Regions from separate parts of the Mus musculus genome. Here regions 2 and 3 are each linked to region 1. The links are chromatin loops, found by intact Hi-C in ENCODE. Cell type or tissue: left cerebral cortex. All regions are shown on one strand. Region 1 overlaps Peak1 (pseudopodium-enriched atypical kinase 1). Region 2 holds the start of Gm26868 (a long non-coding RNA gene). Region 3 overlaps Peak1 (pseudopodium-enriched atypical kinase 1).

Region 1 (4,000 bases):
TGGAATAACAAAAAACCTAGGATAGCAAAAACTCTTCTCAAGGATAAAAGAACCTCTGGTGGAATCACCATGCCTGACCTAAAGCTTTACTACAGAGCAATTGTGATAAAAACTGCATGGTACTGGTATAGTGACAGACAAGTAGACCAATGGAATAGAATTGAAGACCCAGAAATGAACCCACACACCTATGGTCACTTGATCTTTGACAAGGGAGCTAAAACCATCTAGTGGAAAAAAGACAGCATTTTCAACAAATGGTGCTGGCACAACTGGTGGTTATCATGTAGAAGAATGCAAATTGATCCATACCTATCTCCTTGTACTAAGGTCAAATCTAAGTGGATCAAGGAACTTCACATAAAACCAGAGACACTGAAACTTATAGAGGAGAAAGTGGGGAAAAGCCTTGAAGATATGGGCACAGGGGAAAAATTCCTGAATAGAACAGCAATGGCTTGCGCTGTAAGATCGAGAATCGACAAATGGGACCTCATGAAACTGCAAAGCTTCTGCAAGTCAAAAGACACCGTCAATAAGACAAAAAGACCACCAACAGATTGGGAAAGGATCTTTACCTATCCTAAATCAGATAGGGGACTAATATCCAACATATATAAAGAACTCAAGAAGGTGGACTCCAGAAAATCAAATAACCCCATTAAAAAATGGGGCTCAGAACTAAACAAAGAATTCTCACCTGAGGAATACCGAATGGCAGAGAAGCACCTGAAAATGTTCAACATCCTTAATCATCAGGGAAATGCAACTCAAAACAACCCTGAGATTCCACCTCACACCAGTCAGAATGGCTAAGATCAAAAATTCAGGTGACAGCAGATGCTGGCGAGGATGTGGAGAAAGAGGAACACTCCTCCATTGTTGGTGGGATTGCAAGCTTGTACACCCACTCTGGAAATCAGTCTGGCGGTTCCTCAGAAAATTGGACATAGTACTACCGGAGGATCCAGCAATACCTCTCCTGGGCATATATCCAGAAGATGTTCCAACCGGTAAGAAGGACACATGCTCCACTATGTTCAGAGCAGCCTTATTTATAATAGCCAGAAGCTGGAAAGAACCCAGATGCCCCTCAACAGAGGAATGGATACAGAAAATGTGGCACATTTACACAATGGAGTACTACTCAGCTATTAAAAATGAATTTATGAATTTATGAAATTCCTAGGCAAATGGATGGACCTGGAGGGCATCATCCTGAGTGAGGTAACACAATCACAAAGGAACTCTCATAATATGTACTCACTGATAAGTGGATATTAGCCCAAAACTTAGAAGACCCAAGATATAAGATACAATTTGCTAAACGCATGAAACTCAAGAAGAATGAAGACCAAAGTGTGGACACTGTGCCCCTTCTTAGAAATGGGAACAAAACACCCATGGAAGGAATTACAGAGACAAAGTTTGGAGCTGTGATGAAAGGATGGACCAACTAGAGACTGCCATATCCAGGGATCCACCCCATAATCAGCTTCCAAAAGCTCACACCATTGCATACACTAGCAAGATTTTGCTGAAAGGACCCAGATAGAGCTGTCTCATGTGAGACTAGGCAGGGGCCTAGCAAACACAGAAGTGGATGCTCACAGTCAGCTATTGGATGGATCACAGGGCTCCCAATGGAGGAGCTAGAGAAAGTACCCAAGGAGCTAAAGGGATCTGCAACCCTATAGGTGGAACAACAATATGAACTAACCAGTACCCTGGAGCTCTGGACTCTAGCTGCATGTGTATCAAAAGATGGCCTAGTTGGCCATCACTGGAAAGAGAGGCCCATTGGACACACAAACTTTATATGCCCAGTACAGGGGAACGCCAGGGCCAAAAAAATGGGAATGGGTGGGTAGGGAAGTTGGGGGGAGGGTATGGGGGGCTTTTGGGATAGCATTGGAAATGTAATTGAGCAAAATACGTAATAAAAAATATTAAAAAAAAAAAAGGTTATACTTCCTAACCATCCCCCAAATAGCGCCACCAACTGGGGACTATGTGTTCAAACATCTGAGCCTCCTGGGGACATTCTCACCCTAATCATCACAAGGGAGAACAAGGGATACTTGTCTGCTGTGTCTGCCTTTTTTTTCCCTTTCCTTTCTTAAACATCATGATCTCTAGCACAAAGGACAGTCTTAAGAGGTTTCACCAGTATCAAGCTTTAAAGTCTATATATTAATCCCAAATTTTCCAAATTATATAACTTGAAAAGCTTTACTTCTTAATTTTACTGCTTCTCCATGTCCAAACATCTTTCCCCAACCCCTACCATAAAGAGATAATCAGGCCTACCTCTCTCTAGGTTGATGAGAGAGCAGCGAGGAACACATCATATCCTGAACATCGTCTCTTCATTATTTTATTTGATCATCAGAGAAAATTCAGTGTCCATTTTTATCTTAATATATTCATGGCCCCTTTCCAAGAACATCAGGTACCTTGGAAGTAGCCTGACATTTAGCCAAAGACATGAATGACTAATTCAGAGTTGCATCTTAAAGACAGAAGCAGGATTTGGGTTTCCAACCACAACTATGTTAAACATCACACTTAGACCACACTTGTTCCCCGTGTGCATCTGATTCATCTGCTTTTTGTAGGAGTTGGTATTTATTTTTGCCTTCTGTGTTGCTTCAAGTCAGACAAAGCTTTGATATTAACTCTTACTGCAGTCTTCTGGCGAGAGCTGGCTGTGACCTGGGAGTGGTGGTGTGCTCAGCACATCACTCTTCACATTCAGGTGTTCAAGGACCATCATGCTTGCTCATTCATTCATTCATTCATTCGTTCCATCTTACCTCCCTCCCTCCTTCCTTTGTAGATTTATGGTGCATTTATCAATTGTACTTTCACAGTTATGCAATAGACTGTTGTTTAGAGTAATTTGGAAGTTGTCTAGTCTCCTTAGGTTGTCTTGGGCATTGCTTTCCCTTCGCTGAGTCAGGGGTCTGTTTCCTTAGGGTAGCTATGTTTTGTGTTTGAGTTGATATATGATTGGTTTTGATATTTTGTCTTACTGGATTTTATCTCAAAATATGAGGCTTGTTTTTTTTTTAATATGTTTTCATTTTGTGTATATGGGTTTAGTTTTAGGTATCACATGTGTGTCTGGTGCCTGCAGAGGCCAGGAAGAGTCAGACCTCCAGGAACTGGAGTTAGAGGTGGTGTGAGCACCGTGCTCTTACCTGCAGAGCTGTTTCTGCAGCCCCAGAACTTAAAAGTCTTAGAAAACCTACTCTATGCTGAATGCTACCCCAAAATATTTTTCATTTAAATTGTCTACTATGACCAAAACTTTGAAAGCAGTAGGTCTATCGGAAATTATTAAACCATAGTAATGGAATTTTTAAAGATTATTCAATCATTGCCCAGAAACCTCATCATGAAAATGTTCATGTCATTTTACTTTTAATTACATTCAAACTAATTAAATTCTTCTTGAATGCTGTATTAAACTCTACCTCTTGATTTTAAGCAAGAGCCCAAGGAAAATAATAAAAATTGCCTTTGCCACTAGGGAGATTTTTCTGGTCTATAACTGCAAATTTTGTTGTTTCTATTATTGGCTTGCACTCTTCTAAGGATTCTTTGGGGTAATACTTTCATTTTAAGCAACAGCCATTGCCACACATCATAAACAAGCACCGGGGCCTCAAAGCTCTGTCTTGTGGGCTTCTTTTAGAAGGTGGTGTGTATTGTCTTCAACTTTGAAGGTACCCTTCTAAATCACACTTTTTATCATAATCCCTAAATTCCCCAAAGGGATCATATTGAAACTTCTTTTAGAGTTAAGTTCCTCTTATGAGTTGAATTTTCAAGGAGCAATCTTTTTCCCCACCATTTCCTTATTTTCTGTGGGAGATGACTAATGTTTGTCATTGATCGCTATATGCCAGGCAGTAAACTTACCTCATGGTACTCCGTGGTTCACTGCCTCCTTATCTAATCTGCTGCTCTGGTGTTTTAGTGCTTTCAGCAAACC
Region 2 (4,000 bases), 330 kb before region 1:
GATTTCAAAGTCCAACAAGACACATTCTGATTGGTTGAATTGAGTCAGATGATGTCAACCTAGCCAATCAGTTAAGGCCAGTGGATGTCTGGGAAACTAGCGGACCCTCCCTGGCCCGGTAGAAAAGAAAGTTTATCTGCAGGGCCAGGCGTTCCCTCTGCTTCAACTCTTTGGTCTCCTAGAGAGCGCGGGCCTCAGAAAGACCCACGCTGCCCACTAGAACCTGACACCATGGTAGGACAAATGTCCCTGAAACGCTGATTCTCAGCGAGCCGGGAAGAGTGGAGGTCTCAGGCGTGGATTCATCTGGCTCTGCCATCAGAGCCTAGTGGCTGCTGAGGGACCAGCAGGGGTGACCCTCACCCTCAGGCACCAGCTGCAGGCCTGATCTGCATCCTGTCCAGATATTTCCAGTAAATAAACATTGACGCTTTTGATATCATGTTAATTTCACAGGCGGCTGCTCTGCTGACAGTTTCCACACTCTGCCAGCGCCTCTTGTCAGCTTTATACTCACAGGCGGACAGCAGCCTGCTCACTGGCCACCCCACGTACAGACATAAAAACAAATGCCTTGCTGCCAGGCACAGGCCTATGATCTCACCACTCAGGAAAGCTGAGGCAGAAGGATTGCTGTGAGTTTGAAGCCACCTTAGGCTACAGAGTTAAGACTGTTTTAAAGACACTCAAGTTGCTATGAAGCTGTGACCATCGTGGACCCCAGGCCGTGGAGAAGCAGTCCCTGTGCAGGGCACCTACAGCTCCTGGAACAAGGATCAGGCTACAGTAGTGTGGTCTTGGTTCTGTCTCTACTTTTCTAGGCCTTGGTTTTTCCAACTGTAAAATGAGATTACTATTTCAGCACTTCTTGGGACCTGCCCCAAAGCCCAGGCAACTTCTGCCTCTCAAAACTTCTCTCTAAGCTATCCAAAAAAAAAAAAAAAAAAAAAAAAAATCCACAGAAGAGATTGCCTGGCTCTGCCTTTTGCATAGCCCTCTGAGCTCTCTCAAGCACAGACTGGAGGCCAATATGCAGATGGGAAAGCTGAGATTTACTGCAGATGGGGATTGGCTGGGGGCCACAGCCAGAGGCAGGAAGAGAACCAAGGCAGGACAGAGTCTGTGGAAGGGATTCTGTCCCTTCCACACTGCCCACTTCAAAAACCAGGATCATATGACCAGAGAAATGGTGTGGTGGGGCTCTCTTCCTTGTCCTAAACCTAGCTCAGCCCCACACACATTACTTGTTCTCTCTCTCTCTCTTCTCTCTCTCTCTCTCTCTCTCTCTCTCTCTCTCTCTCTCTCCTCTCTCTCTCTGTGTGTGTTTATGTGTGTGTGTGTGTGCTCGCGCATGCATAGTCATGAGATCTCATGCATATGCATGAGTTATTCTATTCCAGGATGAGCTTGGGACCACTCCTGGTTAGCATCTCTTTTCTGTGCTCTCAGTTCTGTGAGGACTGTCAGCCAGGGTTCCTGGGCTTCCCCGCAACTTCTCCTGACACTGCCCTACCTGTGGCCGCAATGGGAATGGGGAAGCAAACAACCCAGGAAAAGACTGAAGCCAAGAGTCAACAGTGACCGTGTCCCAACACCCACCCCATGAGTTCAGGCTTCACCAGTCCTAAGGATGTGTGGTGGCCCTGCAGCCCAGGGGAGGTGACAGAGGCAGAGAGCAGTCCCTCGGCCTCTGATCTTGTCCAGGAAGGCTCAGATGGCCATCTCCTGTGGGGGCAGGGCTTCGAGGCGCCTGCATACCAGCTCACACCCACGCACTCCTGGCGCCTGCTCCAGCTCAATAAAGACTCGTTAATGGACTAAAGTGAGTTAGAGTCATTAACACTGTTATCAAAGGCGGCCAGTGGCTGCCCCAGAGCTCCCGATCCAGCTCTCAGTCTGTGGCGCTGGAGCAAGACCTTCACTCCTCTAAGCCAGAGGTCTCTCACTCAAACCTGAAGTACAATCGCTCCCACCCCTGAAGGTTTCCCATCACTTGGCCAACACTATTCTCCACTTTTGAGGTCAGCATTCAAATCCTCCCCACCTAACCCGTTCTCCTCCCCCTACAGATAGATGCCCACCTGTGCAGGGAGATTCTGGATTTCTAGTACATTCTGTCCCCAACTCGTTCACATCTACATTGCTGCCTAAATCTCCATGTCCTTGTACACGCAGGCTACCCTGAAAACTCTATGGCAAGGCAGGAAGAGTGCTTCAGTGGCACAGCACTTGCCGAAATGCTGCTCCCGACCCAGCTCTACTTTTTCAGACATGGAGTCTTGTAACACAGGCTGGTTTCGAACTCTGTATAGCTGAGGATGAGCTTGAACTCCTGATGTCCTGCTTTCACCTCCTTGAGTGTTGGTGTTACAGGCATCCGTTACCATACCTGGCTTGTTGGGGGTACAGGCATCCGTTACCATACCTGGCTTGTTGGGGGTACAGGCATCCATTATCATACCTGGCTTGTTGGGGGTACAGGCATCCGTTACCATACCTGGCTTGTTGGAGGTACAGGCATCCGTTACCATACCTGGCTTGTTGGAGGTACAGGCATCCTTTACCATACCTGGCTTGTTGGAGGTACAGGCATCCGTTACCATACCTGGCTTGTTGGGGGTACAGGCATCCGTTACCATACCTGGCTTGTTGGAGGTACAGGCATCCGTTACCATACCTGGCTTGTTGGGGGTACAGGCATCCGTTACCATACCTGGCTTGTTGGAGGTACAGGCATCCGTTACCATACCTGGCTTGTTGGAGGTACAGGTATCCTTTACCATACCTGGCTTGTTGGAGGTACAGGCATCCGTTACCATACCTGGCTTGTTGGGGGTACAGGCATCCATTACCATACCTGGCTTGTTGGGGGTACAGGCATCCATTACCATACCTGGCTCGTGCACTGTTAGAGACCAGACCCAGGGCTTCATGAATGCTAGGCAAGCACTCTATCAACTGGGCTAGCCCCCAGCTGTAGTCATGCTGAGCAAATAGCTGGAGTAAATTTCTATCAGTGCTTAAAAAAATAGTGCTTTTGAGAGGGAACATCATAAAACAGGTGCTTGCCACCAAACTGGAAGATCTGAATTCAATCCCCAAGACCCATATGATAAAAGGAAAGAATCAACTCCCAGAATTTGTCCTCTGGCCTACACACACACACACACACACACGCACACACACACAGAGAGAGAGAGAGTCAAGTATATACCCCCCAGCACAAATACAAAATGAACAAAGTATAAGAAGCTTTTAAACTTTGTATTGATTCTTTGTGAATTTCACACCATTCACACCAGTCCCACTCATCTCCCCACCCCTCCATATCCACCCTTTGCCCTTGCAACATCCCCCCAGAAGAAAACAAAAAATAGAAATAATTTTTAAAAAAGAAAAGAAAAGACATCTCACTGGGAAGCTGTGGTGTGTCACACAGCATATGTTTTTGCCCAAACTTCTTTACTTGCAAACATCCATTGCAATGAGTCTGGTTCGAGGCCTCTGGTTTCTGCTACACTTTCAATACTGGATCCTCACTGTCAGATATCCTGTCGTTGCCCTGTGTTATGGAGATCCTGTAGCTTTGGAGCTGCAGGACTGGTCCCTTCATGTGCTCCAGCAGATCATAGATGGAGTAGATGTTGGAGCAGGCCAACTCAGAGACCTGGATCTGGGCCTGGGTGGAAGCTAAGCTGGTCATCCTGACAGCTCTCCTGTACCTGCACCACCAGGGCCAACTAACTCTCCAGCTTTGTCTAGGTGAGGGGCAGGGTCGGCTCCTTCCACCCCGAGTGCAGCAGCTCATGAGGGGTGGAGCTGGTTCTGCACGGCCTTTAGACATCAGTATGGCCCCAGGTGGCAGCCCAGACATCTGTGTGGTGTTTGGTGGTGATGGGCCACAGACATCGACATAGACCCCTGCTATCGCAGTGCCACAAACCCACACATGGCCTTCAGTGGCAGCATGGGCCAGGACATCACCATGGCCTCAGGTGGC
Region 3 (4,000 bases), 100 kb before region 1:
GTATGCAGGTGTATGTGCCAGTGCATATATGCATGGGAAGGCCTGAGCAGGAGATCGGGTGTGTCCCCCCCCCCCCTTTCCCTGAGGCAGTGAGCTCTGAATTTGCCTGTTTCTGCCCCTATATGCCGGGGCCATGGGCACATGGAGCCATGTCAGCCTTATGTGGGTGCTGGGGATTCTAGCTTGAGGCCTCATGCCTGCAGAGCAAGTGCAGAGCTAGTGGCTAAGAACCCACGCTAGTTTCCTAACCTCAGGATTGGAACTTTTTAAGGTTCCTGTTGACTGTTATAAATTGCTTTCCAGAAAGATTTTTACTATTTTACATGATCAAGGACAGTACACAAAGATAGCCATAATATGTATTATTCTAGTATATATTATAGTATATTACATTATTTAATTTCATAGCAATCAGAATAGCCTAAATTATGTTAGAGTAACAAGCAATTCCCCCAAATCTCTGTGGCTTATTACAACATATTTTATTTATTTTTTTTAATCTATCTATCTATTTATTTATTTTTGTATCTGCTATTTATATCAACAGGAGAGCCTACTTTTTTCTTTCTTTTTTTGAGTTCTTCAGGTAACCATCATCCCCATAGATTTCACGTACACTGTCAGTTGCTCCTGTAATCTCTGTGGAAATGTGTTACTCTTCTAGTTGTGTCGTGGCTTAAGTTTATACCTAGAGATGCCTCACATCTGTACCATTTAGTGGTAACATAGACATACTGAACTTGAAAGGTCTTAAAGTGCAGGCTTACTGTGAGCTAAAAAGGGTTGTTGTTTATTTGTTTGTTTGTTTGTTTGTTTTACATGAATTTATTTATAGTAGGGAGCTCAAGCATGCCATTGTGAATGTGTGTAGTCAAGGACAACTTATGGGAGTCAGGTCTCTACTTCCTCTGTTGAGATCCCAGGGGTGAACCTAGCTTGGCAGCATGTATCTTGAGCCATCAAGTCATCTTGCCTCGATGCTTAAGATGGTCTGGAGCTACATAAATGGCCAACATTTTAAAAACAACTCTAACTTCATTGACAAAAGATGATGCTAGTAGTTTGATTTTTTTTTTCCAGTATAAAATAGAATTTTATTTATTTAGACTAGACTAGAATTTATAGGACTTTTAATGTTCTTTTTAATTTAAATTTTATAAATAATATGCTATTGGCTTACTTTTGCACTTCAGAGTTTTCAGATTGTTTCTGTTGTTTGTTTGGTTGCTTGTTTGTTTTTGTGGAGACGATGGCCACAATAGTGCTAGGACAGAGGCAATTGCTGACTTGACTTTTGAGGATTGAGCTAATACAGTTTTATCATAGCAATAGAAACACTTAAGACACAACACTTGCTGCACTAACACAAAAACCCGAGTTTAGATCCCTGGCATCCACATAAAAGAGCAGATCATGGCCACAAACATACCTGTAACCCTAGCATGCAGGCAAAACCAAATGCATCCCAGAAGCTCACTGGCCAGCTACCTGTGAGCCTCAAGTTCTGTGAGAGACCCTCTCTTAAGGGAAGAGAGCAGAGTGCTGGTAAGGGCACACAACATACTTCTTAAACCATACCAGCATGCACACGCACGTGCACTCACATAGCCTTAATGTGGAGGATTATCGTTAACATCAAATAAACAAGGTAGGGAATGTAGCTCAGAGGTAGAGTGCTGACTTTAGCATGTGCGAGGCCCTCTTTTCAACTCCCAGCACAGAACAACCAAAACATAGCATTAAATCATCAAAGGCAATAGAAAGTCTGGCATTTCTTTCTTGTTTTATTTTGAGAGAGGATCTTTATAGCTTTTAAGCTTATATTTTATAAATCTATCACTGAGAAAATCTAGGACAGGAACCTGGAGGCAGGGGCTGGAGCACTAACTCCCCATAACTTGCTCAAGCCTGCTTTCTTATAGCTCCAGGATCATACCACTCACAGTCAGCTGGGCCCTCTCCCATCAATTATCAATGATGAAAATGTACCACACGCTTGCCCACAGACCAGTCTGGTGGGGCATCTTCTCAATCAGAAGTCCTCTCTTCCCAAATGACTGTGGATTGTGTCAAGTGGATAAAAAATTAGCCAGCACAAGCTCTGACTCATCTCACCAGACTCAGGAGCTCTGAAGTTTGGACTTGGTCCAGTCGTCTAAAGAACATTGTGATCACAAAAAGAGTTTGGGAGTTAAAGTTTCCTGATGTGAGGAAGTGAGATGCCAGCTCAGACGTAGTTTTATTGACCATGTCTTTTTTTTTTTTCCTCTTCATTCTAGGTGTCTGTCCAACCCAGGACTTATGCGCTAGATGTTTCTTGGTAGCTTGCCTAGAAAACCCAAGGTGAGATATTTATGAATGTATCTGGCACTTTATATGTAGTTTATAATAAGAATGAGTTGTTTCTGAAAATTAAAGACGATGATATATTTTCTTAAGTGTTTCAATAGGAAGCAAAGCTTTTTTGTAATTCTATGAAGCAGTCTGAATGCTTATAGTTTGTGGGTTAGTTTGGGAAATAAACTGACTCCATTGCTAAGACACTTTGGAGTATATTTTCATTGCTTTTCTCTACTTGAAAATGGAGTTACACATATGTTGCTGATCTGACACACTTAAGGAAAATTTTGGCATTATAATCTGATGGTTTTAATTTTTTAATTTATATTTATATATTGATTTATAGACAGTTTCACTATCTCTCTCTGGTTGGTCTGGAACTTCCTTTGTAGGCCAATATGCTTGAATTCACACAGGTCTATCCACCTGCTTCTTGCTTCTGTCGTGCTAGAATTGAAACTGTGCAATGTCACACCCTAATCTGACATGTTTAAAGACAAACCCTCTGTTAGTTAAGTCAGATTAAGACAGTGGCTATTTAAAAGGCCAGTTAGTAAAGGGTTTCATACAATCTAGTCCTTAGACTGGATTACTTTCTGTAATTCTCTCTATTGGCCTTATGTAATAAAGTGTACCCATTAGTGTGCTAATTGGTTTCCACACACCGTTCCCCTTTTACAGAAAGCTTTTCTAGATAATATTCTACTCTAAAGATAATACTAACTAAAGTCTTGTCTGATTCCTTACCTGTCTTGGCTTTAGTCCTCTTCATTTCTAAATTTTCTATTAAAAAAATTGTTGGGAGCAGACTGGAGATGGCAGGCTCGGCTGGTAGAGTACTTACCAAATGCTCACAAAGCCCTGAGCTGCTTCCCAGCACAACATTAACCTGGCATGGCAGTGCCATAGTGCCTGTAATGCCAGCACCTGGGAGGAGGAGACAGGAGGACCACAAGTTCAAGGTCCCCTACCTTGAGAGCATGAGGCTAGACATATTAATGCATGAAACCTGTTCTCCAAAAAATTTTTTTCCCCTTCATTTAAACACTTTGAAGTAGACCATTAAATCTCCAGTCTAGTCTTTCTACCTGGAGTCTGGCTGCTCCACACCTTTCTTGTAATTGTCAACATGGTATTTTTTCCCTAAAGTATAAATGCCAGCATGCCTGTCTGATTTTCAGAATCCTTCAGTGTCTTTGGATTATGTAATAATTTAGACTCTTTCACAGAGAACATCTAGTCTTTCTCCATATTTTCCTCCAACACACTAGTGCCCTAAGCACTAGTTGTTTAGTTCATAACACATCTTTATCAAGAAATGATTTGCACATTATAAAACTGACTCACTTAAAGTGTGCAGTTCAGTACTTTTTGTTGTATTTACAGATATGTACAGCCATTCCCACAATCTAATTTTGAAATATTTTTAATACTCTGTAAAGTAGTATATGACAGTCAGTAGTCATTCCTGTCGGCGGCTGATGTGCGTGCTGGCTGCTGATCCATTCTAGATGTTTCTTGCACAATCTGTAAGGTGTAGAGGTTCATTCATGTTGTAGCATGTGTCAGTCCCCCATTACCTTTTGTCACAGAATGATATTCTATTGTTTGTATTAGACTCTGGGCTAGAGAAAGTTTCTGAGTAGTCAGCTTTTTAAAA

What was found. Peaks named below come from ENCODE experiments on the same cell type or tissue, not always from the same donor. Only the 100,000 strongest peaks of a DNase experiment are listed, where the experiment ranks them.
Region 2: it touches region 1 in a loop (4-fold over the local background); 4 of 42 quality-filtered maps call a loop at or near these places.
Region 3: it touches region 1 in a loop (2.0-fold over the local background); 3 of 42 quality-filtered maps call a loop at or near these places.

Annotation. Positions count from the first base shown.
Region 1 is chr9:56,272,330-56,276,329 of GRCm38, reverse strand. All of the region lies in intron 3 of Peak1 (pseudopodium-enriched atypical kinase 1), which reads left to right. All of the region lies in intron 5 of Peak1os (a long non-coding RNA gene), which reads right to left. Among named protein-coding and RNA genes, the nearest start is that of Peak1os, 33 kb to the right of the region's middle. In left cerebral cortex, a CTCF peak has its summit at 1,998 (motif pointing left); a DNase peak (open chromatin) is centred at 2,573.
Region 2 is chr9:56,602,670-56,606,669 of GRCm38, reverse strand. It overlaps Gm26868 (a long non-coding RNA gene), which reads right to left and starts at 14. Exons shown (of 3, transcript XR_001779179.2): 1 at 1-14. In left cerebral cortex, no CTCF peak of the experiment used is centred here; DNase peaks (open chromatin) are centred at 1,096, 1,378 and 1,753.
Region 3 is chr9:56,372,719-56,376,718 of GRCm38, reverse strand. It overlaps Peak1 (pseudopodium-enriched atypical kinase 1), which reads left to right. Exons shown (of 7, transcript NM_172924.3): 2 at 2,280-2,343. Among named protein-coding and RNA genes, the nearest start is that of Peak1, 43 kb to the left of the region's middle. In left cerebral cortex, no CTCF peak of the experiment used is centred here; a DNase peak (open chromatin) is centred at 2,122.